Regions from separate parts of the Homo sapiens genome. Here regions 2 and 3 are each linked to region 1. The links are chromatin loops, found by intact Hi-C in ENCODE. Cell type or tissue: heart right ventricle. All regions are shown on one strand.

Region 1 (8,000 bases):
CAAACATTTTCTATTTATTCTGTCAATGCTTAGAGGTAGTGGGTCACTGTGTTTCTCTGGGTTGTTAAGTAAAAGCTGATACTGAGATGGAATCCACTGAAGAGCCAAATTGGATGATGCTTTAGCTGTGCTAGTTGAGTCCTGGCACACAGAGGAAAGGGTTCTCTTTGAGTTGGCTGCCTTCTCTGTAAGAAGATGCTGCTTAATCAGCAGAAGTAGGACCAAAGCCAGAGTGCCTTTTAGAAATGAAAGGCAGATTTTTTTTCTGGCAGTAATTTGCAGATGAGCCAGTACCACAGAGCTTTTTTTTTTGTTTGTTTTTGGATCAATTGGCAATCCAAATCATAAATGGGAAACAATTCCTTAATGTAACCCACTGGTTCTTTTGTTCAGTGAATAGTTGTGATGGGCTGTGTTTGGCAATTATTTCAGGTCATCCTAAGAGAAAAAACTCCCCTTTATGTAGGAAAATGCTTCCAGGTCATTCCTTGAGGATGTGATTGCTTCTAACATTGTCTCTAATTCAGGGGTATTTTTCTTTGCCGTGCTTTTTATGAAACAGTCTCATTCTGTCATCCAGGCTGGAATGCAGTGGCATGTTCTTGGCTTACTGCAACCTCTGCCTCCCCAGGTTCAAGTGATCCATCTCAGCCTTCCAAGTAGCTGGGCCTACAGGCACACACCACCATGCCGGGCTAATTTTTTGCATTTTTAATAGAGCCGGGTTTTCACCATGTTGCCCAGGCTGGTCTCGAACTTCTGAGCTCAAGTGATCCACGCATCTTGGCCTCCCAAAGTGCTGGGATTGCAGGTGTGAGCCACTGCATCTGGCATGGGTATGTTTCTTTTTTTCTTTTTTTTTTTAATTGAGACGGAGTCTTGCTCTGTCGCCCAGGCTGGAGTGCAGTGGCGCGATCTCAGCTCACTGCAAGCTCTGCCTCCCGGGTTCATGCCATTCTCCTGCCTCAGCCTCCAGAGTAGCTGGGATTACAGGCGCCCGCCACCACACCCGGCTAATTTTTGTATTTTTAGTAGAGACGGGGTTTCACTGTGTTAGCCAGGAAGGTCTCGATCTCCTGACCTTGTGATCCACCCGCCTCGGTCTCCCAAAGTGCTGGGATTACAGGCGTGAGCCACCATGCCTGGCCGGGTATGTTTCTTATACAGCATTTTTGTGTTTTATTTTTAAAGCTTTATTAGCTCTTTTCGAGTTGCCGGTGATGGGCTTCCTGGGCAGTTGTGGCTTTCATTTTGTGGTGCTGTTGTTCCTGATGAGTACAGTATTTGCTTTGTTGGATAACTGCTAGCTGATTGACAGTGATTTCCTGTGCTCCCAGGTTCATCTTTTTTTTTTTTTTTTTTTTTTTTTTAAATTTTAAGTTCCAGGATACATGGGCAGGACATGCAGGTTTGTTACATAGGTAAACGCATGCCATGGTGGTTTGCTGCACCTCTCAACCCATCACCTAGGTATTAAGCCCAGCATGCATTAGCTATTTATTCTGATGCTCTCCTTCCCCCAACCCCCCAACAGGCCCCAGTGTGTGTTGTTCCCCTCCCTGTGTCCATGTATTCTCATTGTTCAGCTCCTACTTATAAGTGAGAACATGTGCCATTTGGTTTTCTCTTCCTTTGTTAGTTTGCTGAGGATAATGGCTCCCAGCTCCATCTGTGTCCCTGCAAAGGACATGATCTTGTTCCTTTTTGTGGCTGTATAGTATTCCACGGTGTATATGTACCACATTTTCTTGATCCAGTCAATCATTAATGGGCATTTGGATTGATTCCATGTCTTTGCTATTGTGAATAGTGCTGCAGTGAACATACACGTGCATGTAGCTTTATAATAGAAGGATTTGTATTCCTTTGGGTATACACCCAGCAATGAGATTGCTGGGTCAAATGGTATAATACTTCCAGTTCTAGGTCTTTGAGGAATCGCCATAGTGTCCTCCACAATGGTTGAACTAGTTTACATTCCCACCAACAGTGTGAAAGCATTTCTATTTCTCCACAGCCTCACCAGCATCTGTTGTTTCTTGACCAGTCTCATCCTAGAGCATAGTGGTGCGATGGTGTGTCTTGGCTCTTGGGATTGTGCAGATTCAACTCTCCCTTCCCCTCCCCTCCCCTCCATTCTGGGTTACAACATCTAAAACGTTATGTGGGAGATCCTTTATTCTCTGGGATAATGAGCATGCTGGTATCACCTTGGCATTCAGAATCCCTCAAAGATTTGGCCCTAACTACCTCTTTAACTATATCTCCTATTTTAAAACCACACAATCAGAAGTCTTTAGACAGCTGGTGATTTATATAGCCTTTAAGCCAGAGGTGTATAGACTGAGTAAAGTGTTTGAGGGTGGGGTGCCCGGGATTACTTGAACATGCTCACTGTTGTCAGTCCTGGCTGAACATTAGGATGCCTTGGGGGAACTTGTAAAACTCATAAGGCTCAGGCATACCCCAAGCCAATTAAATCTAATTGGGGATGGGACCCAGGTGGTTCCAATGGGCAGCTGAGGCTGGGAGTTGCACATGCTGGAGGCTATTGTCTTCACCATAGAGAATGAAGTACTGTTGACTCTGATGCTCTGGCTCAGATCTGAGCCCCGAATCCATCTTCTAGTCTGTGTCTTTGCTCACACCCAAAGAGTCCCACCTGGAATATCCTTTCCTTGTCCTTCACTGACTCAAATCCATTTCCCTCCCCTGTTCCATCTCTGTTTTCCAAGTTTCCAAATAGACCTTCCAATTTAGAATAATCTCTGCATTTCTTTTTTTTTGGAGACAGTCTCGCACTGTCGCCACGCTGGAGTGCAGTGGCGCCATCTTGGCTCACTGCAACCTCCGCCTCCCGGGTTCAAGTGTTTCTCCTGCCTCAGCCTCCCAAGTAGCTGGGACTACAGGTGCATGCGACCACGCCCAGCTAATTTTTGTATTTTTAGTAGAGATGGGGTTTCATCATGTTGGCCAGGATGGTCTTGATCTCTTGACCTTGTGATCCGCCTGCCTCTGCCTTCCAAAATGCTGGGAGTACAGGCATGACCTGGCCGCATTTCTTAACTGAAAAAAGTTAGATCACTTCTCTAGTGGATACCAAATAGTGAAATATATAGATTTTTCTGTATTATCTTAATATCTGTAAGATATTATAGATATATCTAATATCTATATTAGGCCAGTGACCCCCCTCCTAAAAAACATGTAAGTTCGTGTGAAAATATTTTTGGGATGTTTGGCTAACAGTATTTCTTACTTAAGTGTAAATTTTAATTTTTGTTTTATTTTAAATTCAGATCTTTTTCCTTCTAACTCTAGTCTATTTTAGGCCATGGATTTCTTTGAAAATCTGGTACAAGCTATAGACCATCTACCCAGAAGAGCGCTCATACAAACACATGCTCTATTTTACATTCAGGCAGTGGGTGCTGGAGCCCCTGGAAAGCCTGTCCACTGACATGTGGCGAGCTCTGTTTGATCTGTTTCTTCTTAGCAGACAGATGGCTATGCTAATTAGCCTGATTTGATAAATCCACAATGTATGCATGTATTGAAACACCACATTGCAACCCATAAATATATACAATTATTTGTTAATTTAAAATAAAACAAAACTATGAAAAATGTGCCTACCTCCCCAAAAGGTTATGAGGAAAGGGATTTTTTAAATGGAGTAAGAAGGAAGGTAATTTGGGAGAGATCTTTTCTTAGGAGCTGCAGTGAGTGGGGACTTCTAACAACAGGATAGCATTTGACTTGAGGGGATGGGGCCAGATGACAGTTAGAGGGCATCTGAGTTTCTCCCCTCCCATATCCTGTCCTGGGCAAGGTCTGGGTGAACTGCGTGGGTGGGACTCTTATGGCCAAGCAGGAGGAATTAATAGCTCAACTGAACACTAGATGTCACCACAACACCAATTAGTTTTCTGGCTTTTGGCACTCCTGTGCCTGAGCCCAGATTAGGACAGCAAGAAAGCTTTAGAGACTTCCAGTCAGGGACCTAATTCCATCAAACGTCTGCAGGATTTGTCTTGTCTTTTTTTTTTTTTTTTTTTCTTCTTAAATACAAAGAAGACCCAAAGGGTGGATAAGTGTACGTTCATTATAAATAAATGGAAAGGGAAAGAAAAGATGAGTGAGGTGAGTCAAGTGAGGAGTGGGATTTGATTCCTGTTTTCCCCGGGACATGAGACTTTCTTGGGAAGAGTTTTTCTGTCTCTGGGAGAAGGGATGTTGGCTGGATGGGCATTTCAGGCTTCTGAAAGAGCAAGTTTTAATATTATGTTACTTACTTTACTGATACTCCAAAACACATTTCAAACCAATTATGACTGTCTTTTGAATAAAAATGGTAATAATGTGCTATAATTTAACATGAGGGCATTTTTCTTGATTGAGGTGTTTTTGTTTGTTTGTTTTTAAGTTTTCTTATTTTTCTTGCAGTTCAGCCAAGTCTTGTCACCTTGGCAGGCAATAGTTCACTTAGTTTTATGACCACACATTACATCTCTGGCCCCAGTCAAATCATTTGTAAATGCACATATTTTGGCAAAAAGTATCCTAAGTCTACCTTTATTGGTTTAAAACCAAGTTGTGTCAGAATATCCTTCAACACTAAGAATGTATTTTTTTATTTTTATTTTTTTTGAGACGGAGTCTCGCTCTGTCACCCAGGCTGGAGTGCAGTGGCATGATCTCAGCTCACTGCTAGCTCCACTTCCTGGGTTCATGCCACTCTCCTGCCTCAGCCTCCTGAGTAGCTGGGACTACAAGCGCCCGCCACTGCACCTGGCTAATTTTTTGTATTTTTGGTAGAGACGGGGTTTCACCGTGGTCTCGATCTCCTGACTTCGTGATCCGCCCACCTCAGCCTCCCAAAGTGCTGGGATTACAGGCATGAGCCACTGCACCTGGTCAACACTAAGAACGTATTAACATTGCATTTTATTATTTAAAAATGAATATAATGGATACATTCTTGCTTCAGGGTAGTACAATTATATCAATAATTCAAAGATCTAGATAGAATGCTGACTAATTCTGTTTTGGTGTATGTGACAATGTAAAATTAGTTCATTTTATCTTTTTTTGATTCCTAGGTTTTGAAAAATGTCCTGGGCAGTAAATAAATTTAGCAGGAAAGTACGCCTACTCCATTTATCCAAATGTTAATGAACTTTCTCTTAGTGAACATGGCACTGTTGACACCACCTAAGTCATAAAAACGGGTCTCAAGGGAGGAAATGACTCAGTGTGTTTAATACAGGTTTCCCTGCTAAGCCTCAATCTGGGGAAGTCCTGTTGGTTTTGGGAAGTGAGCAGCAGTTCTCTATGTGGTTTAAAAAAACAACGACAAAAAAAAAAAAAAAAAAAAGAGACAGAAAATGAAGTGGGTAAAGAAGATTCTTTAAGTCTATTTTAGAATCCCTATTGGGTCTAGAATGCCATCTTCTGTACAAAGTATTCACTCAGAAATGTGGACCCTGAGAGCTCGGGAAATAAGGCTTGTGTAATACTCACTGGGTGGTTTGGGCCACTGGGCCTGCCTCTGAAGGCCACTGATGTTTTTGTCTCCTACAGGTGCTCAGCTTTAAGGGCTACTGGGAAAAACTGAACTCCAACCTAGAATATGTTAAGTACGCCAAGCCACACTTCCACTATAACAACAGTGTGGTCAGGAGAGAGTGGCACAACCTGATCTCTGAAGAGGTATGAGTGGGTCAGTGAGAACAAAGCCAGCAGCGAGGCATAGTGGACTGGATCCAGGTGATGCCTTTAAATCATAAGGCTGGCTTCCATGTGCAGCACTCTTCCCAATTGCCAGGGACTTGATCATTGTCATTACTGATCTCAATGGGCAGAGATGCTTCTATGATCTCTGTTCTCCTAGGGAGGAAACTGAAAAGCAGAAAGTTTAAGGGGACACACAGCACATTCATAGTAGAAGTATGATTAATATCCATGTCTCAGATGTGTTCTCAGGTTACTTATGTAGTTAAAAATTGATATTAAAAAATCTAGGTGTTCCCAACTTAGTGGTCATTAGGGGTTGGGGTAGTTGGAGGGAGAATAGTGGACGTGACTCACTGTCCAGGGGTGACCCAGGGAAATCTTTGGGGGTGATCGAAGACTTCTATGTGTTGATTGTGGTGGTACATTGTGGGACATGAATCTAAACATGATAAAATGACATAGAATGACACACACACATTGTGCCAATGTCAATTTTTGATTTTGATATTGTGCTCTAGTTAGGTAAGATATAAGCACTGAGGAGACTGGGTGGAGGGTACATTGCATCTCTCTCTAGTATCGCTGCATGTAGATTAGTGTTGTTGTGTGTAGTATATAGTTGACTCGCAGTTTCCTGTGAATCTGTAATTGTTTCAGAATAAAATATTTCTTAAAACTTTAAAAAAAATCTAGGTGTTCTGATTACCTGGAAAGTATATTTCTTCTCTCTGATGCTCTTAACTGTATTGCATTATATCCTTGACGTGAAAAGTCACCGATAAAACCTTTACCTTCCACATTTCTGACGTGTTCTCACTCCTAGAAAACAGGAAAAAGAAGGTCTGCGGCATACGTGAGGAATATTCTTGATAATGCAGTAAAGTAAGTGAAAGCAGAGGTTATCATATCTGTAAGATGGTTGACATTTACAATTACTTTGTTTTGTTGGCTACCTTTTATAGAAGTAGTTTACTTTTGTTGCATATCCCCAGCAAAATAATATTGTCAGCTTCATGAATGCAGCCACTTGGACCCTATTCTGGAATTTGGTGCTGGAATTTCTGGTGGGAAAAGCTTATATGTTGAACCTTATAGACTTGTAACCTGCGGATAGATGTTTACAATGGATAATTGGTAAAGAAATTTCCTATTAGCATTTTAGGAGAGAAAGGCAAATAGTAGGTTGATTTTTTTTTTTTTTAAAGTGTCAGTGGGCTAGTGAGCTTGCTTTTATTTTGAAAGCCTATTTTCTGGATATATGAGTCATCTCAGAGTACTAAAAGTATAGGCCCCATTCCAACCTCTGTTCTATTTTCTGTCCCCATTATTTTCAATAACTGAGAGCTACAGTTGTTCTAAATTATTGCCGTTGTTGGCACTAAAGGGTTTTGAGATTTTTTAATTGCCTAATGTGGCTTTCACTACATTGATCAAAGTTTTTGAGGTTTTCAGCAGCTTGAGAATAGTTTCTACAGTGGTTTTTATGAATTTTTAAAGGAGGATATCTTTGTATGATGTGGCTTTAAATTTTTTAAAAGCAATGCTGTCTGTGAATAACATGGCTAATTTCTTCGTAGGGTGATTTCTAACCTAGAAGCAAGAAATTTGGGTAAGAAAAGATCTGTAATAAAGCCTTCTGGGTTCCAGTCAGTGTTTTGTTTGTAGCACTGTTCTTCCTACCACTGTGGGTTGGCAAGAGAATCACTTCCAGTAGTGTGGTGCAGGCAGCACCTTTTAATATCTTGCTGTTAGAGTGGCCGCACGGCTCTTCCCATGTCTGTCTAGGCACCAGGACCTCCGGGGACAGCTGCTGAATGTGCTTTTGCGATGGGAGTCCCTGGGTGATGGCCTTGCGGTTCTCCTTATTTCCTGTCATACAGAGCTGCCCTCTGGCTGTGCCCACAGGATGCATTTTGGCATTTCCCTTGGCTTGGTGCTGCTTGCTTTCTAGCTGTCTGATCCTACCGGGTCTTGCCTTGTTTGTGCCTCTCATTTGGGTTAAAAATTGGGCACACAGGTCCTAGAGGCATAAAGATGAGGAGCTTCCAGGTAAGCAGTGTGGTTCTGGGGGAAAGAGCACAGGCTTGAGAGCTAGACAGAGCTGGACTTATATTCCAGCATGGCCTCTTGTGTGAACCATGTGCTCCTGGGCAAGTCACTTACCCATTTGTGCACTGTCCTTAGGGGAGTGAGGAGAAAATGAGACTAAATGGGGTAATGCAGATAGCACCTAACATAGTGCTTAGCACATGAGGGTACCTGAG
Region 2 (8,000 bases), 74 kb after region 1:
TTTGCTTACGAGAAAGTTCATCATGGTAGTTCTGCTTGTCAATGAGACTGTTGCGTAAATTGAGATCCAAGATCCCTCTGTTCCAGGTAAAGGAAGAAGAAGAAAATGATTTTGTTATCAGCTGTCCTAAATGTTTTTCAAAACTTATCAAGACAGCATGCTGAATATTGGCTCCCAATCTCTTCTGGCAAAGACCTAAAAACAGAACTACCGTTTGACCCAGCAATCCTATTACTGGGTATATACTCAAAGGAATATAAACTGTTATATCCTAAAGACACATGCACACATTTGCTCATCACAGTGCTATTCACAATAGCAAAGACATAGAACCAACCTAAATGCCCATCAATGGTAGACCAGATAAAGAAAATGTGGTACATATGCCACAGACTATTATGCAGCCATAAAAAAGAATGAGGGCTGGGCGCGGTGGCTCACGCCTGTAATCCCAGCACTTTGGGAGGCCGAGGTGGGTGGATCATGAGGTCAGGAGATCGAGACCATCCTGGCTAACACGGTGAAACCCCGTCTCTACTAAAAATACAAAAAATTAGCCGGGCGCGGTGGCGGGCGCCTGTAGTCCCAGCTACTCGGGAGGCTGAGGCAGGAGAATGGCGTGAACCCGGGAAGCGGAGCTTGCAGTGAGCCGAGATTGCGCCACTGCAGTCCGCAGTCCGGCCTGGGCGACAGAGCGAGACTCCGTCTCAAAAAATAAAAAATAAAAAATAAAATAAAAAGAATGAGATCATATCCTTTGCAGGAACGTGGGTGGAGCTGGAGGTCATTATCCTTAGCAAACCAATGCAGGGACAGAAAACCAAATATCACATGTTCTCACTTATAAGTGGGAGCAAAATGATGAGGATACATGGACACATAGAGAAGAACAACACACACTGGAGCCTTTTGGAGGGTAGAGGATGGGAGGAGGGAGAGAATCAGGAAAAATAATAGGTACTAGGCTTAATACTTGGATAACAAAATAATCTGTACAACAACCCCCCATGACACAAGTTTACCTATAACAAACCTGTATGTGTAACCTTGAACTTAAAAGTTTAATAAAAGACAGCATGCTCAGTATATACACACATGACTATTCTCATGTTGGAATCATAAATTGTAAATAATGCCAAAGGCAACTAGGTTTGTGAGTTGGTATCATTTAGAACTGCAGTCTTATAACCCCCACCCCCCAAAAAAATAACAGACTGGCAGAGATAGAAGCCTCCAGTTTCCTTGAAATTTTACTTAAAAGCAGGACATAGGCTGGGCGCGGTGGCTCATGCCTGTAATCCCAGCACTTTGGGAGGCCAAAGCGGGTGGATCACGAGGTCAAGAGATCGAGACCACCTGGCCAACATGGTGATACCCTGTCTCTAATGAGAAGAAAAAAAAAAATTAGCCGGGCGTGGTGGTGCGCACATGTAGTCCCAACTACTCGGGAGGCTGAGGCAGGAGAATCACTTGAACCCGGGAGGCAGAGGTTGCAGTGAGCCAAGATCGTGCCACTGCACTCCAGCCTGGCGACAGAGCAAGACTCCATCTCAAAAAACAAACAAAAAAGCAGGACATAAAACTCTCCTAGGGAATTACACCACGAAATTGCTTCTGTTAGAAAAAAGTCAAGATGGCCTAAGAAGTATCATTCATTTGTTGGCAAAATCCCTGAACATAACATACTCCAGTGATAAATTTTCCAAAGGCACATTCAGAAACTTACAACATACAACAGATTATATCCTGAAAATCTGGTAACAGAAAATTGAGAAAATTTGAGTAAAGTATCAAAAAATACTTCAAAGTGCTTTATTTGATAATATATTAAGGGTAAAAGTTGATTTAAAATTATTTTTAAATATTTATTAACTCAACACCAAAGTGAGATTTTGAATTCTCAAATATAAATTGAAGAAAAATTTAGATGACAGAACATAACATACATAAATATAACTAACCTTTCAGTTAATGAAGTTGCTTCATTCTCTCTGGCTAATTCCAATAGCTTGACCAATTGGTTATGTTCTCGTTCTTTGATTTCAAGTAAGGCTCGTTTGCCTTCAACTTCCTTTATTACATTTTCCTTCTCATCCACTATAGCACTAACCTTGTTTTCAACTTTCTTTAGGGAGTCATTTAGCGTTTTGACTTCTTGTTCCAAGACAATTTTTTTCTTTTCCATTTCTCTGTAGGGGATACACACACACACACACACACACACACACACACACACACACACACACACACACACACACTTGCCTTATTTTGAGGCCATGCTGGCTTTACCTATTCTTGCTTTCTAACCATGCAGCAGAAGAGATAGTCATAAATTCAATGATCTCAGCAGTGGGTAAAGACCACAGATGGGTGGGACTTGGAGGGTATCTCCACTGAGTGCCACGGAAGGCAGGAATTTGCCCAGCCTCCCTACTTTCTGTGCAGATCCCAATTTGCTACCATCTCCTGTGATTCAACCCTCGTCCTGACCAGCCTCCTGAAACTGACCTGAGTTTCTCAACTTTGATGTTGGTGAGCTTAGTTTTTAGAACAGTTACTAGTGCCTGCCTAATTTTTCCCCTTAAGATTAGTCACCAGAGTAATTATATTATTTTTCCAGAATTTTTGTATCTTCACTTAAAATCTTTATCTTTTTTGGTTCCTTAAACACTGAGAATTTCCTCAATGACCTCTGCCTCCCAATCTACTCTGAATATCTGAGGAGTGTTATACACATGAATGGGTGGCAAAGTGGGGAGTTACTATTATTTGGGCTTTGGGCTGCTGCCTGGCTGATATACTTCTAGACTATGAAATTCTAACCAGTTCGCATAATTTATCCCATGCACCGCTCTGTTAAAGTCAATTGAACTTCTCCATAAAAATATGATTTATAAATTGGCAACAGAATCTTGACCCATAATTAAGCCATAAATACTATGAATGATAGAAATTTGGTGCATTACTTTCTTTTAAAGAACTTGATATAAACAACCTAGACAGGGCCCAAAGCAGAAATTTCTAAAATTATCATAGTAATTTAATGTGTCCAATGGTTAGTACTCTTGTTCTAGTGTGCACACATAACTTGGACTGGCAGGGATTCAAAGTAAAAATATTAAATCATACACTTTTTTGCGTGTTATTTTTTCTATCTCTTTTCCAATTTGTACTGGAATGGTTTGATGGTGGGCCACTTCATCCTAGTAAAGAAACGAAATCATGTTAAATTATGCGGTCTTCGGCTAGAAGCAATTAAGACAAGAAAATTAAATATGAGAGAGAAAGGAACTACAATATGTAGATACTTACCATCTGCCCTGTGTGCTTTAATTATCCCATTTAATACTCACGGTGACCTTGTAAGAGAGCTATATTTGTTATCATTTTGAAGAGGAGGTAACTGAGTGTAGCAAATACTGTTGGTCCTCTGCCCAGATTCCCTTTATGGAGGTACAGATGCTCCTCCACATACAATGGAGTGACGTCCCAATAAACCCGTTGTAAGTTGAAACTACCTTAAGTTGAAAATGCATTTAATACACCTAACCTACTGAAATCATAGCTTAGCCTAGCCTACATTCTCAGGACACTTTTATTAGTCTACAGTTCACCTAATACAAAGCTTATTATATAATAAAGTGTTGAGTGCCACACAGTAAATAAACATAACATATTGAATACTGTACAATAAATGTAATTTATTCAATACTGAAAATGAAAAACGGAATGGTTGCATGGGTACTTGAAGCGTGGTGTCTACTAAATGCATACTGCTTTCACACCACTGTAAAGTAGAAAAATCATAAGCTGAACCATCATAAGCCAGGGCCCGTCTGCCCACCCATCCCTCAAATGCTGCAGGGGTGACTGCTAATGGATCATGCTTAATCTCCTCTCCATCAGATTGTCACTGGCTGAGCAGAGCTGCCTTGTCAGGGAATGGGAGCCAGGGGGTGGAGGGAGGAGGGGAGCAAGCTGAGACCAATGACTAACTGATGTGGTGATCTAACAGACACCCCCCACCCCCACCTCTGGGTGCAACAGCCTCTGTGATGCAACTCATGACTTCTTGAGTTCTCCATGGGATCAGGCTGAGACTAGAGTTCTGAAGCAGCTGTATTCTGGCCCAGCTTCTTCCCCAGCTCTATCCTGCTTCCCTCCATCTCCTATAGGATTCTCCTTAGAGTTCTCCCTCCATTAGTAGTTGTCTTAGGGTCTGTTTCTGGGGAGCCCTGCCTAAGACTCATGCTACAAGAAGTTAAATAAGTTTCCCGAAGTCACACAGCTAGTAAGTGGCAAGGCCAAGCTCGGAAGCTAAGTTTGTCTAACACCGCACCTCCCACTATGCTCTGTGGATTCATGGGAGGTTCAGCTGAAGTCTCAAGAGTCTTACGTACTCAGCAAGGGTTATAGAAAAGCCCCTTCCTGCCCGAGGTTGTCATTGGACTTTGGAGCCAGGGGTAACACACATGCAGGGAGGTTGAATCCGTCACTGCAGTGTGGTGGGCGAGACATTTCTCTGTGGGATCTTGCTCAGTCCTGGGGCAGATCAAATTTTGTGGGGCTGAAACTTGTACAATCTTGGGGGCCCTCGTTAACAGAAAGAGTAAACAATTACAAATGCTAACTTAGGTGCAGCATCTTGGAAGAGGTTCATGCAAGTGAGGGGCCTGAAGCTTAAGCTTCACTGGGTTCCTGTTAAATCCATCTCTGCTAGGGTCCTATGTTCTGGACAGTAGCTGGGCACATCTTGGCTGTCTGCTCTAGGACTGTTATAGAAAAACAGGTCAAAGTGTATCACCATTATCCCCTAAGCCAATGAGTTTCAGATGTTGTTTTTAAAACAACTCTAGGTTATTAAAACTGTTTTGAGAGTCATTTATACATTTTTCAAAGTAAAATGAATTTTAATTCATTATCTCCTAAAACATAAATACAGGCCTCTCATCCCTTTTCTACTGAGAGGAAGTGGAATGCACTCCGACAAGGATAAGGTAATACAAATATATGTGAGAGGTTAGGACATTTGGTTGTTTTGGTATGTGTGTAGGTGTGTGTGTGTGTGCGTTTTGTTGTTGTTGTTGTTTTTGAGAGGGAGTCTCACTCTGTCACCCAGGCTAGAGTGCAGTGGCGCGATCTCAGCTCACTGCAATCTCCACCTCCCGGGTTCAAGCAATTCTCCTGCCTCAGCCTCCCAAGTAGCTGGGATTAGAGGCATCCACCATCACACACCCGGCTAATTTTTGTATTTTTAGTAGAGACAGGGTTTCACCATGTTGGCCAGGCTGGTCTCGAACTCCTAACCTCAGGTGATCCACCGCCTTGGCCTCACAAAGTGCTGGGATTACAGGTGTGAGCCACTGTGCCTGGCCATGGTTGTTCTTCAAGGAAACAATTGTGTTTGTGACACTTGTTTCTAATGTCCAGAAATGTTTGGTGAGGTCAGGAGAGACCTTTTCCGCAGGGTGAGGGCTCCGAATTATCGAGTGATACTCCCAAACACCCTAAGGTCTTTTGTGCATTCCCAGAGCCTAGATTTAGTTTGATAGGATCAATCGCAATGCAGATATTTCAGTTTGTGAGACAATACCCCTCTTTATCCAACCTGCTGGTTACTCTTGATACCCACACACTTTTATATCCATGCAAGGCACAATGTTTAAATATCAACGGTAAGTAGCACACCTTTAGGACGACCTGATGTCCCAACAATTCTTCTAGTTCCTTCTGCTCTTTTAATAATTGCTTTTGTTTAGATGCCAAATCTTCTCGTAAATTTTTAATTTCTAATTTCTTCTGCATTATTTCTTTACGTAATTCTTCAGTGCTTTCTCTCAATATTTTCATCTTCTTCTCCATTTCCTTTAAAAGTCGTGAAGATGATTAGGTTATATAGTCTGAGCAAACATTTATCTACCTAAAAACTGAACTAAAACTAATTTCACCCACCATTTTGATTATATTTGTTTTGAAGTTCATGAATGATTTCTCACAAGGTTAAATGATTTCTCATAAAGCTAAATGCAACTTATGATTTCTGACATCTTTAACAAAGGCATGATAATGATACTGCATGTATAATTAAACACAACATTATATTTGAATTATTTTATTAGTGCTCTTTTCTATCCTCCTACATTTAAAAACGTTTCATTTTATGTGTCAATTTTTATTTCATACCAAGAAGCATGAAAAAAAATGTACAGTCTGTTTTCTAGTAGCTTTGTGATCTGACAAAATCAGATGCCAATAATCTTTGAATATCTGACTTATGGTTAACCTGAGTCACATGGGAACTAAAGACAAAGGTGTTCATATTTGGATACCCAACACTTTGCACTCCTTAATCCCCCACTTTCTTATTGATATTACTTCTCTAGCTCATGCACATCCTCCCCAAATACCATCTACCCCAGAATCATCAAAGATCTTTGTCTCATGTCTGATTACCTGGGGAGGGTTTGACTTATGGGAGAGAAGGCTTCTTACACTCAGAAGGTCTACACGTTACTCTTACTAATGACGAAGTGCTGGGTCTATTTAGCCTGCCCTGGGCTTTCTGCATAGCTCCCTCCTCCCACCACTGCTGGGTGAGAGCATCATTGGTGATCCTAGGATCTGAATGAAAATTCAAAATGTTTCTCCCATAAAATCTGTATTGTAAATGATGGTTTGGCATACTTATTTGAATTAATAGTATTTTACTCTATGCTAAACAGGTTTTATTGTGAGCTGGCCTTGGAATTAAACCACCACCAACACACTTTTGGATTATCAGAAGGTGGAAGGAGTGCAAAGTATGGTGACCATTCTATTTACGTTCTATAATAGATTGTAAAAAGTGGCCACGAATTCCTCCTATCTGCAGGGTATGCATGTCCCTTTGCATTGTCTTGATCCTTCTTCCCATTAAGAGGTAGGGCCAACTTGATTCTAGACTTGCCCATGTTATAATACTTGCATTGGCCAATGGGGTATTACCAAAAATGATTTTAGCAGAGGCCCAAAAAGGTCTTACATATTGGAGTTTGCTCTTTATTGAGTCTGGAAACCCTTCCACCATCATGTGACCAACTAGTGACATGTGACCTTAGACCAAGTAGCCTACCAAATGGCTGGTATATGAATGGAGCTATCCTAGATTACCCAGCCCCAATTCGGCCAGCTCAGACCAGAATATTCGGAACTGTGAAAAAATGAAATGGTTGTTGTTTTAAGCCACTAAGTTCTGGGATGATTTGTTAGGCAGGAATAGATAAGTGATACATTTTCTTTGTAAAAATTTGTTGTAATAACTTGAGATGTTCAGAGAGCTATGAGGGTGATAGCTATAGCAAAATAATATTTTTAGTGTCAACCACAGAATCTTTTTTTTCTTCTGAAAACAAAGCAGATATTGTCCAACTAAATACAGCCTAAATTAGATGCCAAGTTGCTAAAGTCTATAATAGGCATCACTTATATTTACTCCAGAAGTTATGTAGCTAGTCTTTTCAGCATCATTCACAGTTAAGACTTTAGAGTCTTTAAAATGTTTCAGGCTATGGTGGTTGTGATAAACATTAATATTTATAAAAAGGGATGATTGAATCCAGCTGTATTTAAGAAACTCTATATCATCTAAGACTTACTCCTGGCTTTGTTATCTTCTCAAATTCTTTTACTATGATGATTTTTTCTTCCTTTAAGCTGCAAAAAAAAAAAATCAAGTTTGAAAAAGTACAAAGAAATAAGCTCTTTCTGTAATAACAACTTTCTATCTTCTCATCCCAGAATGTCATTCCCATGCTTGTCGGCCAGGCAACCTGGTGTCCATTCTTTATGACACCTTTCCTGAATCACAGGTGCATTGGGGTGCTTCCTCCTCCCCAGGACTCCCACCCAACTTTGTGAACACAACCCACTTAGAGGAGTTATCTCAGCACATTATAAATGTTGGGGACCACGGGCCTCGGGACACAGGGTCCTTCCCAGCAGGCTCTGGGCTTTTTCTCCTT
Region 3 (8,000 bases), 200 kb after region 1:
ACGTTTGCAAAATAAACTTACATCCTACAACTCTGCTATAAACACTTATTAGTCTCAGGAGTTTTTTGTTGTTGTTGATTCTTTTTCTACATGACAATCATGTTATATGAGAATAAAGCCAGTTTTATTTTTTTTCTTCCCAATCTATGTCTTTTACTTACTTTTCTTGTCTTACTGCATCAGCTATAACTTCCAGCACAGGGTTGAAAAGGAGTGGTGAGAGGGGACATCTTTGCCTTGTTCTTGATCTTAGTGGAAAAGCTTCTAGTTTCTCACCTTTAAGTATGATGTTAGCTACAGGTTTTATATAGATATTCTTTAGCAAGTTGAGGAAGCTCCTTTCTAGTCCTAGTTTACTCAGAGTTTTTGTTTTTTATCATGAATGGGCTTTGCATTTTGTCAAATAATTTTTCTGCATCTATTGATATGGTCACATGATTTTTCTTTTTTAGCCTGTTGATGTGATGGATTACATCTATTGATTTTTGAGTGTTGAACCAGCCTTGCATATTTGAAACAAATCCCATTTGGTAGTGGTATATAATTATTTTTATACATTGTTGATTCAATTTTGTTGAGGATTTTTGCACTTAGTGTTTATGGGAGACATTGGTCCATAATTTTGTTTTCTTTAAGGTCTTTGTCTAGATTTGGCATTAGAATAATGCTGGCCTCAGAGTGATTCAGAAGTATTCTTCTATCTACCAAAAGAAATTGTAGTGAATTAGTATAATTTTTTCCTTAAAGGCTTTGATAGAATTCACCAGTAAACCCATCTGAACTTTGTGCTTCCTATTTTGGAAGGTTATTATTTATTCAATTTATTTAATAGATATAGGCCTATTCAGAGAGTCTATTTCTTCTTATATGGATTTTGGCATGTTATATCTTTCAAATAATTGGTCCATTTTTTCTAAGTTATCAAATTTGTAGATACAGAGTTGTTCATAGTATTCCTTTTTAAAATATTTCTAATGTCCATGAGATCTGTAGTGATCAGTTTCATTCTGATGTCAGTAATTTGTGTCTTCTGTCTTTTTTCTTAATCAGCCTCACTAGAGGCTTATCAATTTTATTAATCTTTTCAAAGAACCAGCTTTTCATTTCATTTATTTTCTTTACTGATTCCCTGTTTTCAATTTCATTGATATCTGCTCTAATTCTTATTTATTTTCTTCAGCTTACTTTGGATTTAACTTGCTCTTCTTTTTCTAGTATTCTAAGGTGGAAACAATTCTAGATCTTTCTTCTTTTCTAAAATATGCATTCAATACTACATAATTTCTTTCTACACACTGCTTTCACTGCATTCCACAAACGTTGATACGTTGTTTTCACCTTCATTGAATTGAAAGGGTTTTAGTTGTTGTTGTTGTTTTTGAGACATGTTGTTTTAAATATGTCTTCTTGCAGCTCTATCAGTTTTGTCTCACCTAGTTTGATGCTCTTGTTAGGTGCACATGTGTTAAGGATTATTACACCTTCTTGGACAATTAACTCCTTTATCATTATGTAATGCCTTTATCACTGATAACTTTCCTTTTTGAAGTCAATTGTGTTTGAAATTAATATAGCTACTTCTGCTTTCTTTTGATTAGTGTTAACAGGGTATATTTTTCTCCACCCATTTACTTTTAATTTATATGTCTTATATTTAAAGTAGATTTCTTGTAGACATCCTATGGTTGGGTCTTGTTTTTTTCATCCACTCTGACAATCTCTGTCTTTTAATTGGTGCATTTATCGTTGCTGTTCAAAGCGATTACTGATATATAGTAAGTTCTTAATGTTGTTGACAGGCTCTTAGAAACTGAGACTTTAAGCAAGACAATGCATAACAAAACCAGTATTACTATAGGCTAACTGATATAAACAAGTTCCTATGGAAAAACACTACCAACTTTCTTTTTTCTCTTTTCTCTTCCTCTTCCTCTCTCTTTCTTTCGCTCTCTCTCTCGCTCTTTCTTTCTTTCTCTCTCTTTTTTTTTTCAGTGTCTCACTCTGTTGCTGCAGCCTGAATCTTCTGGCCTCAAACAGTCTTCCCATCTTAGCCTCCTGAATAGCTGGAACTACAGATGCACACCACCACATCTGGCTAATTTTTGTATTTTTTGTAGAGATGGGGTTTTGCCATGTTGCCCAGGCTGGTCTCAAACTCCTGGGCTTAAATGATCCACCCACGATGGCCTCCCAAAGTGCTGGGATTAAAGGTGTGAGCCACTGCACCTGGTCCAAACTTCTAAATAAAGACTCAAAACACTTCTAACATTACAAACTGAAATAAATGCGGGCTATACATATATTTAAGAAAGATTAAGAAAAACAAGATAATTATTTACTCAATTTTTGGTGAACCAGTGAGCAATGGTGGTTGTAGTTGTGATGAGTTAAATCAAGGAATAAATATTTGCAAAGGGAACATTGTAAGAAGCACCTTCTACCACTATGCAGTTCAAAAACAAACAATAACAAATATGGTGGGCTTGCTGAGTGCTTTCATACTGCATTTATTGTTGTACATTTGTATAATTATCACATACTTTATGAATTTTTATTTTGCAATAATTTGTATCTGTTTATGTCTTCATTTTCCAATCCACTTACTGTAGTTCAGGGTCTCAGCTAGCTGGAACCTATCCCAGCAGCTCAGGTACCAACCCTGGACAGGATGCCATTCCATTGCAGGACACACATACACACCCCCAACTCACACTCACTCAGACAGGGACAATTTGGACTCTCCAATTAACCTAACATGCACGTCTTTGGGATGTGGTAGGAAACCAGAGTACCCAGAGAAAACCCAGGCAGACATAGGGAGAACATGCATACCCCATAGACACACACACACACACACACACACACACACACACAGACACACACACACACACACACAGAGTGGCCTTAGCCAGAAATTTATTTTTTTCATCAATATTACTATAAAACAATGTTGAACAAAACAACATTATTTGAGGATCTGCTGTAGTTGGATTAATATCCATCATATTTGTTACTATTTTTTATTGATTGCCCTTGCTGTTCTTATTTTTATCTTCCACTCTTTTTCTGTTTTGTGGTTCTAACTGAGCATTTTATATGATTCAATTTTCTCTCCTTTTTAGCATTTGATTTATAATTATTTCTTTTAGTGGTAGCCCTAAATTTGCAGTGTTGATTTCCAACTAATCCTAGTCCACTTTCAAATGACACTACATTTGGCTCTAGCAATATATGTGTTTGAACAGCATGGGTCCACTTTTACAAGGATTTTTTTTTTCAATAAATCCAGTCAACCCTCCCTCTTGTAGAGTTCTGCATCCACAACCAAATGCAGATTGCAGGATGCAAAATCCCCCAGTAAAGAGCGCCAACTTTTCTCTTATGCAGGGTATGCAGAGGGACTTGAGTATGTGTGGATTTTGGTATCCACAGGGGTCTTAGAATGAATGCTCCACAGATACCAAGGGACGATTGTGTACTGCTTCACCTTATAATAACAAAATAATCATAATTACTCCTTCCTGCCAATTATATCATTGCTGTCATTAATTTTACTCATATAGAAGCATATATGTGTGTGTGAGTGTGTGTGTGTGTGTGTGTGTGTGTACCTAAGCATATGTAATTGATTTTTCAGTCTGTTCAGCTTTTTATTTGTTAGGATGGAGTAGCACCAAGTGCCTTACATGAAGAACCCCAAACCAGAAGCTATTTTATTGTCCAATTGCATTGTATGGGACCTCCAGTACGATGCTGAATAAAAGTGGTAAAAAAAAAAAAAAAAAGGTGTTCCAGGCTGGGCGTGGTGGCTCACACCTGTAATCCCAGAACTTTGGGAGGCCGAGGCAAGTGGATCACCTGAGTTCGAGACCAGCCTGGCCAACATGGTGAAACCACGTCTCTACTAAAAATACAAATATTAGCTAGGTGTGGTGGTGCTCACCTGTAGTCCCAGCTACTAAGTGGGGATGAGGCAGGAGAATTGCTTGAACCCAGGAGGCAGAGGTTGCAGTGAGCCAAGATCACACCACTGCACCCCAGCCTGGGCAACAAAGTGAGACTCCGTCTCAAAACAACAACAACAACAACAAAAGTTGTTCCAAATCTTAAAGGGAAAGCATTCAGTCTTTCATTATTAAAGTGTAGCACTAAGTGTAAATTTTTCACAGATGCCTGTTGTTGGAGGAGGTTCTCTTCTCTTTCAAGTTAGTGGAGAGTTTTTATCAGGAATCGCACTGAGTTTTGCCAAAAAAAATTTTTTTTTTTTGAGATGGAGTCTTGCTCTGTCACTCAGGCTGGAGTGCAGTGGCGTGATCTCGGTTCACCGCAACCTCTGCCTCCTGGGGTGAAGCAATTCTCCTGCCTCAGCCTCCCGAGTAGCAGGGATTGCAGGCGTGTACCACCATGCCCGGCTAATTTTATATTTTTAGTAGAGATGGGGTTTCACCATGTTAGCCAGACTGGTCTTGAACTCCTGACCTCAGGTGATCGACCCACCTTGGGCTCCCAAAGTGCTGGGATTACAGGCATAAGCCACCGTGCCCGGCCTACCAAACACTTTTTAAAAAAATCTATTGAGATAAGAAAAAAAATCTATAGAGACAATCACATTTTCCCTTTTTTTAGTTTGTGAGTGGTGAATTACACTGCTTAATTTTATTTGTTTATTTATTTATTTATTTGTTTATTTACTTATTTTTTAAGACAGAGACTCACTTTGTCACCCAGGTTGGAGTGTGATGGTACAATCATAGCTCACTGCAGCCTTGACATCCTGGACTCAACTGATTCTCCTGCCTCATTGTCCTGGGTAGTTGGGACTACAGGTGTGTGCCACCATGACTGGCTGATTTTTTTCTTTCTTTCTTTTTTTTTTTTTTTTTTGTAGAGATCGAGACTCACTATGTTGCCCAGGCTGATCTTGAACTCCTGGATTCAAGTGATCCTCCCATCTCGGCTTCCCAAATTGCTGGGATTATAGGCATAAGCCACCACACCTGGTCCACTGCTTGATTTTTAGTCATAAAATTAATCTTGCATTCGAGAGATAAACCCCACTTGGTCATGATGCATTATCCTTTTCCCATATTATTGATTTTGATTTGCTCATGTAATGTTAAGGATTTTGCTTTTGTGTTCATGAGGGATTGTTTTCTAGTTCTTTTTTGGCAATATTTTTGTCTAATTTTTTTATCAAGACAATACTGTCCTCATAAAGTGAGTTGGGAAGAGTTCTCTCCTTTCTAATTTTTGAGACAGTTTATGTAAAACTGCTATTATTATTTCTCTGAAAATGTCTGGTAGAATTCACCTGTAAGGTCATCTGCTTCACAGATGGTGTTTTCTTTTTATGCATGATTTTTTGAAATTCACTTTTAAATTTACATAGAGTAAAAATTACTCTTTTTGTTTACAGTTCTATGCATTCTATCAAATGCTTGTACGCAAGTTACCATGACTACAATCAAGATGCAGAACAGTTCTTTCCCTTCCCTTGGCCCAAAGTAAATTCTTTCATGCAGTACCCCTTTGTAGTCAAACTTTATCTCCACATGTAACTCCTGGCAACAAGTGATCTGCTCCCTATCGTTTTTATTTAGCCTTTTCCAGAATATCATATAAGTGGAATCACAGAGTATGTAATCTTTCGAGTATAGCTTCTTTCACTTTGTAAAATGTTCTTGAGTTTTTTGTTTTTTGTTTATGTTTTTGTTTTCTTTTAGACGGAGTCTCACTCTGTTGCCCAGGCTTAAGTGCAGTGGCACGATCTTGGTTCACTGCAACCTCTACCTCCCAGGTTCAAGGGATCCTCCTGCCTCAGCCATTCAAATAGCTGGGACTACAGGCACCCACCACCATGCCTGGGTAATCTTTGTATTTTTAGTAGAGACGTGGTTTCGCCACGTTGGCCAAGCTGGTCTCAAAATTCTGACCTCAAGTAATCAGCCCACCTCGGCCTCCCAAAGTGCTGAGATTACAGGTGTGAGCCACTGCACCCGGCCTGTTCTTGAGATTTTTATCTATTTTGTTGTGTGTACCAATTGTCACTTTTTATTACTGAGCAGCATTCCATTATGTGGATGTACTACAGTTTGCTTTTCCACTCACATTTGAGAGACCTTTGGGTTGTTTCAAGGTTTTTGGCGATTGTAAATAGTCTTTGATAATTTGGGGGTGGTAACTTTTCCTTTGAAAATTTTGGCCAGATTTTCCTGTTTCTGATATGTTGAGTAATTTGGGATTTTAAGATGGACAATTTGACTATTATGCTGTTCATGCCTGTAATCCCAGCCTTGGGAAGCCAAGGTGGGAGAATCACTTGAGGTCAGGAGTTTGAGACCAGCCTGGCCGACATGGTGAAACCCCGTCTTTATAAAAATTGGCCAGGTGTGGTGGCATGCGCCAGTATTCCCAGCTACTTGGGAACCTGAGGCGGGAGAATCGCTTGAACCTGGGAGGCAGAGGTTGCAGTGAGCCGAGATTGCGCCATTGCACTCCAGCCTGGATGACAGAGTGAGACTCCGTTTAAAAAAAAAAAAAGGGCCGGGCGCGGTGGCTCACGCCTGTAATCCCAGCACTTTGGGAGGCCCAGACGGGCGGATCACGAGGTCAGGAGATCGAGACCATCCTGGCTAACACGGTGAAACCCCGTCTCTACTAAAAATACAAAAATTAGCCGGGCATGGTGGCGCGCGCCTGTAGTCCCAGCTACACGGGAGGCTGAGGCAGGAGAATGGCGTGAACCTGGGAGGCGGAGCTTGCAGTGAGTCGAGATCGCGCCACTGCACTCCAGCCTGGGCGACAGAGCGAAACTCCGTCTCAAAAAAAAAAAAAAAAAAAGAAAGAAAGGATATTATGCTGGCTATGAAGCTCTGGGTCCTGTTAAAATCTTCTAAAGATACTGATTTTTGTTTGTTTTAGTAAGTAATCAATCTGGTTAGGCTCAGATCACAAGTTCTGTCATGCCTTCAGGGACAGTAATTCCAATATTTAGTTTTCAAAGCCTTTGCTATGCTCTTTGGGTCTGTACATTACATGCAACGCTTGCGAGTTGTTCTGAGACCTTTGTGGTATTTTTATCATAGTTCATTTCTCAAAGCCTTAACTATGCTTTCTTGAGTAGTCCTCCCCTTATCTGCATGGGATGCGTTTATAAGACCTCCAGTGGATGCCTCAAACTGTGGATAGTACCCTATATATCCTATACAGGCACTGTGGCTATAACTTTTGCAGTTTGAGATGTGACAGCAAAACTAGTACAAAATTGTCTTCTCCACAATTTCACAAATAGAAGATTTGTTCTTATCATAGATTTTAGCAACCTCAGCATATGATTTTTTTATTTCCTTATTAAGTCAAAAACTTTCACCTTTTCACTTAAAGGAAGCACTTTATGGCTCCTCTTTGGTATATCCAAGTAGTCAGCATCACTACTCTTGTACTTTGGGGCCCTTATGAAGTAAAATAGGGTTAGTTGAATGCAAGCACTGAGATACATCAACAGTTGATCTGATAACTGAGATGCCTATGAAATGACTAGTGGGCAGGTGTCTGATTTAACAGTGACTTCAAAGCAGATATTATAAATATGTTTGAAGAATGAAAGGAAACCATATTTAAAGAATTAAAGAAGAGTATGATGTAATTCATCAGAGAATATCAATAAGTAGAAATTTTTAGGAAACCAAATTGAAATTCCTAAGTAGAAAATTATAATAATTGAAAAATTCGCTGGGGGGGTTCAATGGTAGATTTGAACAAGGAGAAAATCAGTGAACTTGAAGACAGATCAGTAGAGATTACAGTAGTATCTCCTTATTCATGGGGGATATGTTCCAAGATCCCCAGTGGATGACTGAAACCAGGATTGGTACCAAACTCTATATACACTATGAATTAATTTATTTTTCATTCTTCACAATTTCACAGGCAGAAGATTCATTCTAACCTTAGATCTTAGCAATCTCAGCATATAGTTTTTTTCTTTCCTTATTAAATTG

What was found. Hi-C counts contacts between places; a loop is a spot of excess contacts. Peaks named below come from ENCODE experiments on the same cell type or tissue, not always from the same donor. Only the 100,000 strongest peaks of a DNase experiment are listed, where the experiment ranks them.
Region 2: it touches region 1 in a loop (3-fold over the local background); 65 of 110 quality-filtered maps call a loop at or near these places.
Region 3: a loop joins it to region 1, with 9 times the contacts of the local background. A loop is called at or near these places in 61 of 110 quality-filtered maps.

The regions. Positions count from the first base shown.
Region 1 is chr7:77,327,951-77,335,950 of GRCh38, reverse strand. It overlaps GSAP (gamma-secretase activating protein), which reads left to right. Exons shown (of 31, transcript NM_017439.4): 20 at 5,584-5,712; 21 at 6,560-6,618; 22 at 7,314-7,345. Among named protein-coding and RNA genes, the nearest start is that of CCDC146-AS1, 83 kb to the right of the region's middle. In heart right ventricle, a CTCF peak has its summit at 3,905 (motif pointing right); DNase peaks (open chromatin) are centred at 3,880 and 7,568; H3K27ac peaks cover 3,835 bases.
Region 2 is chr7:77,254,198-77,262,197 of GRCh38, reverse strand. CCDC146 (coiled-coil domain containing 146) reads right to left here. Exons shown (of 19, transcript NM_020879.3): 5 at 7,635-7,692; 6 at 5,689-5,865; 7 at 3,130-3,203; 8 at 1,962-2,189; 9 at 1-77. It overlaps LOC102723791 (a long non-coding RNA gene), which reads left to right. Exons shown (of 6, transcript XR_927688.3): 4 at 4,943-4,997; 5 at 6,723-6,800. Among named protein-coding and RNA genes, the nearest start is that of CCDC146-AS1, 9.5 kb to the right of the region's middle. In heart right ventricle, no CTCF peak of the experiment used is centred here; no DNase peak of the experiment used is centred here.
Region 3 is chr7:77,129,438-77,137,437 of GRCh38, reverse strand. All of the region lies in intron 1 of CCDC146 (coiled-coil domain containing 146), which reads right to left. All of the region lies in intron 1 of LOC124901678 (a long non-coding RNA gene), which reads left to right. Among named protein-coding and RNA genes, the nearest start is that of CCDC146, 11 kb to the right of the region's middle. In heart right ventricle, no CTCF peak of the experiment used is centred here; no DNase peak of the experiment used is centred here.